2 separate regions of the Homo sapiens genome follow, and region 2 is linked to region 1. Evidence: chromatin loops called from intact Hi-C (ENCODE). Cell type or tissue: ascending aorta. All regions are shown on one strand. Each heading gives the region's core, and the rest is flanking DNA. Links, peaks and the distances in the headings are about the cores only. Region 1 has its middle 220 kb from the start of TFCP2L1. Region 2 overlaps GLI2 (GLI family zinc finger 2).

Region 1 (2,910 bases), core at 248-2,747:
GAGCATCAATGATTACCCTCCACCTCGTTAATTCTAGGAGCTCAGCTTAGATCCTGGGAACCTTTATCCAAAGGGAGAGAAGAAGAAGATGTTAAAATTCTGTTTATTTCTGAAATTCCTTCTTGGGCATCTTATAGCTCTCGTCACTCATTCAACAGACTCGTAATGAGGCCCACTCACTGCCTGGCACTGAGCTCAGCCCTGGGAGGCAGAGATGAGTGAGCCTGCACCTCTGAGACACACAAGTGAACAGCAACGAGAGCGCCATAGGAGCGGCTGCAAGGTAGGCTGTGGGAGCCCAAGGGAGGTGCCTACCAAGCTGCCCAGGGCTGCCAGGATAGGTGTCCAGAGGAGGGTGCCCAGAGCTGAGTATGGGAATACCGAGAGGTCTGGGCCACATGAACGGGTGGGTGGGAAGGAAGGACATCCCTGGGGTAAGGACAGCACGGACCCGAAGGCACAGACGAAGTTCCTTCATGCTTTTGGGAGTAGAGATGGACGTGGTTTTGGTTTCTGACTACACCACCTCTAAGCCACCTCTCCCAAAGTCCTTGAACTCCCAGGAAGCACCAGCAGATGTTCATTAGCGGGTGGGGAGAAAGGGGACTGGAGTCGCTTGCCAGGGCAGCATGCTCGGAATAAATGCCTGGGCGGTGCTGCAGAGCTTAGCACCTGGTCTGGAGCCAGTTTTGATGGGGCTGGAGTGATCGGGGGCAGTGGAAAGGAGCCTAATCATTGTTCTTAATTATTATGGTGACTTTTTATTAGGAATCCCGGCTGCCCAGACCATAAGGACGTGTGCCCCCCACCTCCGTTGGAGCATAATTAGGGGGAATATTTGGGGGAGACTAATGAGGTTGGCTTAGGTAAGGAATGGAAATAAACAGGAGAGGGCTGCTTGGCGCAGGGGGCTTTAGGGCCAAGCTTATATTTGAGGCAGCATATTGTTGCTAGCTGAGGTTCTTGTTAATGTGCCCAGCCGCTCTGGGCTTTGGGGGCTGAGACACTACAATTTGTTATGAGTATGAGGGCCATGATGTGGGGACACTGGAAATTTCCACCCTGATAATGAAGAAGGCAGCCATGCCACTCCTGGGGTCAGTTCCCATCCACTGTGCAGGATGATTGTGGCTGAGCCCCAGACCTTGATTCATACAAGACATCACCCTGCCCAGTCTAGCCATCCAGAGAAAAGAAATTATTTTTCTATATGAAGACTAGAGCAGCTATAGAACAAGACCCCTCTCTTAACTGGAAAGCCCAGCCCTACCACCTCCTACAGGAAGCCTTCCCTGATAAATATGCACATTAACATCCATTCTCCCTGTTCTATCTCTGTAACTGTTACTACTATTGCTCTTGGCATATGCTAGTATCCTTTACATGTCACATGCCAGTCCCTCTGGTTAGATGTGAGGACCCAGAAAGCAAGGACTGTGTCCTGGTCACCTTGACACTCCCAGTGCCCAGGACAGCTTGACATGCCAGATTTTCAGATGTTTGTTCAGTTGAGTTGACTTGAGCCTGGGTCCACTCACATACAGCTGATCACGACCAGTTGTCCACAGGTGGGTCACAGAGGCTAGGGGGCAGCAAAAGAAGAGACTGAGGGTCAGGCAGGCTTTCAGAGTGAGCACACGAGGCAATGGCCCAGGGACAGGTCCAGTGGTGGCAGAATTGGCCTCACCAGAGGTTGGCTCATGTACTTCTTCAGTGTGGCTGCAAGAGTTCTGTGACTTATCCCCAAGTCTATAGGACAAGGTCCCCAAAGGACACCAGAAGAAAGCTGAGGAGCCTCGGGGCCTGCTGCAAGCCACCAGCAGCCAAGGGGCGCTTCTCAAACCTGCTCTCCTGGTCTGGGTGGCAGTGGGGTTGCAGGGGAGAGACGGTGTTGGAGGTGGGATGGTGCGGAGGTGTGCCCAGCAGCCAGGTGGATGGGAAGCCATATTAGGGACATTGGCTGAAGACAGGGGCGAGGGCTCTGTGGAGAGAGGATGCTGGATTTGGGGCCAGCCACCTTGACCACACCAGAAACACTCTCTTGGCTTCTGAGTCCTCGTCCATCGCGTGGGAGGATGGCTTCTCCTTTCCCACTGCACAGGCCTGGCTCCCGCGGACGTCCCCTGCTGGGGAACTGCTTTTGAAGTCCAGAGGAAGGAACGATGACCTCTAACTGGGGCAGTACTGAGGACCCAGCAGAAAGGGCAATGTATGAGGCTTCGAGGAGGAGGTGGCTCCTGGGCTGGCTGGAAGGAGAAGTAGGTTTTGGCAAATGAAGCTGGCAGGACAGTCAGACAGGCAGACGGAACTTGGTGGCAAGAGCACGGTGGTATGGAACGGGTAGCACATTGACAGCCTGTCTGTGAGCCTGGCCTGTCCCTTCTGTCTCCTCTGTGGGGCCGAGCAGGGCATCCTGCTGTGGGCTGAAAGCTTCTGGTGGTGCCCACTTCCCCCAAGCCTTGCTCCACCCTGTGATATCTACTGCAAGAGGCTCTCCCGCCCTCCAGCTTTAGTGGGGCTCAGACAATGGGAGCACAGGCAGGTGAGGGAGAAGGAGGCCAGGGCACTTACTCCCTGACTCTGACCATTTGGGGCTGCTTTGGGGTTCACTGTGTCCCTCAGCCAGATGACTCTTTTCAAAGCAACTCTCTCCTTCTGGGATCCTTGCCCCTTTAGGCAGAGGGGTGGTAGCAGCAAAGCTAGTCACGGAGCACTGCACTGTCCCTCGCATCACCCCTCGCCTGCCAGTACCTGTGTGAAGTTGGTCCAGTCCTTTAACCTCCTCAAGTATCCCAATGTGAGAGTGCCAATACATCCCATGTGGCTGAATGGTAGGGGAATGGGATAGGGAAGAGAAAGAAGCGTAGGCCTGTGGGTTATAACCGGATATGAGATGGCCAACTTTGATCA
Region 2 (2,910 bases), core at 179-2,678, 220 kb before region 1:
CACCATGTTGGCTAGGCTGGTCTCGAACTCCTGACCTCAAGTGATCCGCCCACCTCAGCCTCCCAAAGTGCTGGGATTACAGGCGTGAGACACCGTGCCTGTCCAGGAGTGTGGTTTTGCTGGAGCCTGCAGTGTGGTCCCCGGCAGGACCCATCTCTCACTGGGCCTGTTTCCCACCTTTTACATCAGGGCAAGGGTCCTATCTGATGTCACCAAAGAACCCTGAGTAGCTCCTAGCAGAGGGTGCTTGACATTTTCCCTAGTTCGAAATTAGCAGTCAGCACACGTGTCTGTTAAGGGCCAGAGAGTAAAGATTTCAGTCTTTCCAGGCCATACGTATGGTCTCTGTCACAACTACTCTCCTCTGCCACTGGAGCTCAAAAGCAGCATAGATGGTATGTGCATGATCGAGCAGGGCTGTGTCCCAGTGAAATGAGCAGTGGACAGATTTGGCCTCAGGCTGTAGTTTGCTAATCCTTACTTTGATTGCCTAATGGCATTAGATGGAATCTGCATAAAATTAGTACATCCAGCCCTACTTGGGTACAAGCTCCATTTCTTGTGTCTTTATAGTGGGTGCAGGTGGGGCTTGGAGGGTCTCCGTCCCTTCCTGTCACTTTGCTGGCTGGGAAATCAGAAGACCAACTGCTAACTGACTAGCCTGGAGCAGCCTTTGTTGCTCTGAACCTCACTTTCCCCATCTGTAAAATGGGAAGGTTGGACTATGGTTTCTCAAAGATTCTTTCCAGCTCCAAAATGTTCTGAATTCTAGTTAGAAAGGAAATTAACGTTTTCTTCCCTGGAGGTTGTGGTTTCAGTTTGTGTCTTTGGTCACCAAGACAAAGTGGATAGGGTAATTTGGTGTTGTGATCTGCACCCCAAAGGGCACTTACTTTCTGGGGCACCCCATCCTAGCAGAGACCCCTCAGTCTCAGGAGCCAGTTGGGTAGGGATAATCCTTATTGCTTTCTTGGCCCACATAGTGTCCTGAAAATAAGGCTTCACCTGTGAGTTGCTGCATGATTCCAGGTGATGAACGTTAACCTCTCTAGCCTCCTGTTCTCCACCTGGAATTGCCCCCTGTGTAGACTGGGTGGGAGGAGCAGGTGAGGAAAAAAAGGAGAAAGAAGCTGGGCACGGTGGCTCATATCTATAATCCCAGCACTTTCGGAGGCTGAGGTGGGTGGATCACTTGAGGTCAGGAGTTCGAGACCAGTCTGGCCAGCATGGTAAAACCTCGTCTCTACTAAAAATACAAAAAATAGGCAGCCATGGTGGTGCACGCCTGTAATCCCAGCTGTTCGGGAGGCTGAGGCATGAGAATCACTTGAACCCGGGAGGTGGAGGTTGCAGTGAGCCGAGATTGTGCCACTGCACTCCAGCCTGGGTGACAGAGTAAGACTCTGTCTCAAAAATATAAACTAAAAATGAAGGAGAAAGAGATGCTTTGGAAATGCAAACAGCGCTAGGGCTTCATTAAGACGATGACATGTCTTGTGGTTGTTCCAAGGGAAGACATGCTATACAGGGAGGAAACATCCCCACTTGGCTTCAAGGAACTAGATCAGTCCTGGTTCAGCCAAGGCCCAGGCACGCCCACGTGGGCCTGGACTTTCTGCCGTGCTCACATGCTGCAGCTGCCAGTTGGCTGGGGCTGGCTGCCTCCAGTCTCCTTCTCAGACACTCCGCCCAGTTTTGGGTGGCCTGGGGACTGGAGAGGTGCTCCCTGGGAGACCTGGAAAGCAAACGGCACAGCAGTCGGGAGCCCCGGTCAGCTTCTTGTGCTGACTTGGCTCATTCTACCACTAATGAACTCGGGACACTGCCTGGACTCTTTCCTGATTGGAATCATGGGATGGGGTGGTACCCGCATGGATACCTCTGTTTCTGTGGCAAATCATCCACTTAGTAAATATTCATTACTTATTAGGTTCCAGGTATTGTGCCTGGAATACGTGGTAGTATTATGTAGATATTGTTGCTGAGGTTTTCCTAATTGCCAGGCATCAGACTAAATATTACACAGGTTAGCCCATTTGATCCTCACAACAACCCTTTCCAATTTACAGATGGGAAAACTGAGGCTAAGTGGAATTATCTAAGTCAGTCAGCTGGTTAGAGGCAGAGCCAGGATCTGGGTCTGTAACTGGACATCACTGGGGGCTCTGCCTTTCCCCAGGTCAGCTGGGAGATGTCACTAGGGGGGTCCGAAGCACGACTAGACCTACTCGTGTGTTGTCATTTGTGGAGTGGGCCTGGTTTAGATCTCCCCCGTCAGTCATTCTGGTTTCTTGCCGTGGAGTGGCCTCCCTTCCACCTTCTTCAAAGCCACCCAATTGGGGTCATTTTCCTAGCTTGCTGGATGGAGCTAATTACAGCATGCTCCTGGTCCCTGGCCCTTCCATGTGCATCTGTCTGGTGAGAGATAGGTGGAGTTCTGGGCTCTCTGTTTCTGGCTGCTCAGCAAAAATCACTCAGAAGAGGTTTTGTGAAAGCCTTTGTGGGCCTCAGCCATAACTGGCTGGGCCTGGGAGGTGCCCAGGTATCTGCATCGTTAGAGCAAGCTCTCTAAGGGGGCTCTTCACAGCTGCTGGGTCTCCGGGCAGTTGGTAATTTGGTGTGGGCTGAGTGCACAGGTGGTGGTACTGTACCTGTTCTGCAGGGGTCCTGAGGGGCTGGCACCTCTCCGGGCTGTTTTCCAACAGCCCCTGGTCGTGCCGAAGCACCTGTCCTGCCTTTCTGTTCCAGGCCACTCAGGTGTACCAGGTCAAGAGGCAGCCGTGTTTGGTTCCCCTCAATGAGTCTGGCTCTGGCAAAACCATGGCTCAGGCATGGAGCTGGGCAGTCCCAAGCTTGGTCCTCAGCCCTTTCCCTTCAAAGCCAGTTGGGTGAGTTCCTTGACCTCCCTGA

The links. Hi-C counts contacts between places; a loop is a spot of excess contacts. Peaks named below come from ENCODE experiments on the same cell type or tissue, not always from the same donor. Only the 100,000 strongest peaks of a DNase experiment are listed, where the experiment ranks them.
Region 2: a loop joins it to region 1, with 2.4 times the contacts of the local background. A loop is called at or near these places in 5 of 110 quality-filtered maps.

What each region holds. Positions count from the first base shown.
Region 1 is chr2:121,063,744-121,066,653 of GRCh38, forward strand. No RefSeq gene overlaps it. Among named protein-coding and RNA genes, the nearest start is that of TFCP2L1, 220 kb to the right of the region's middle. In ascending aorta, for the core only: no CTCF peak of the experiment used is centred there; no DNase peak of the experiment used is centred there.
Region 2 is chr2:120,843,863-120,846,772 of GRCh38, forward strand. All of the region lies in intron 2 of GLI2 (GLI family zinc finger 2), which reads left to right. Among named protein-coding and RNA genes, the nearest start is that of GLI2, 110 kb to the left of the region's middle. RefSeq lists an enhancer at 2,297-2,797. In ascending aorta, for the core only: no CTCF peak of the experiment used is centred there; a DNase peak (open chromatin) is centred at 1,671.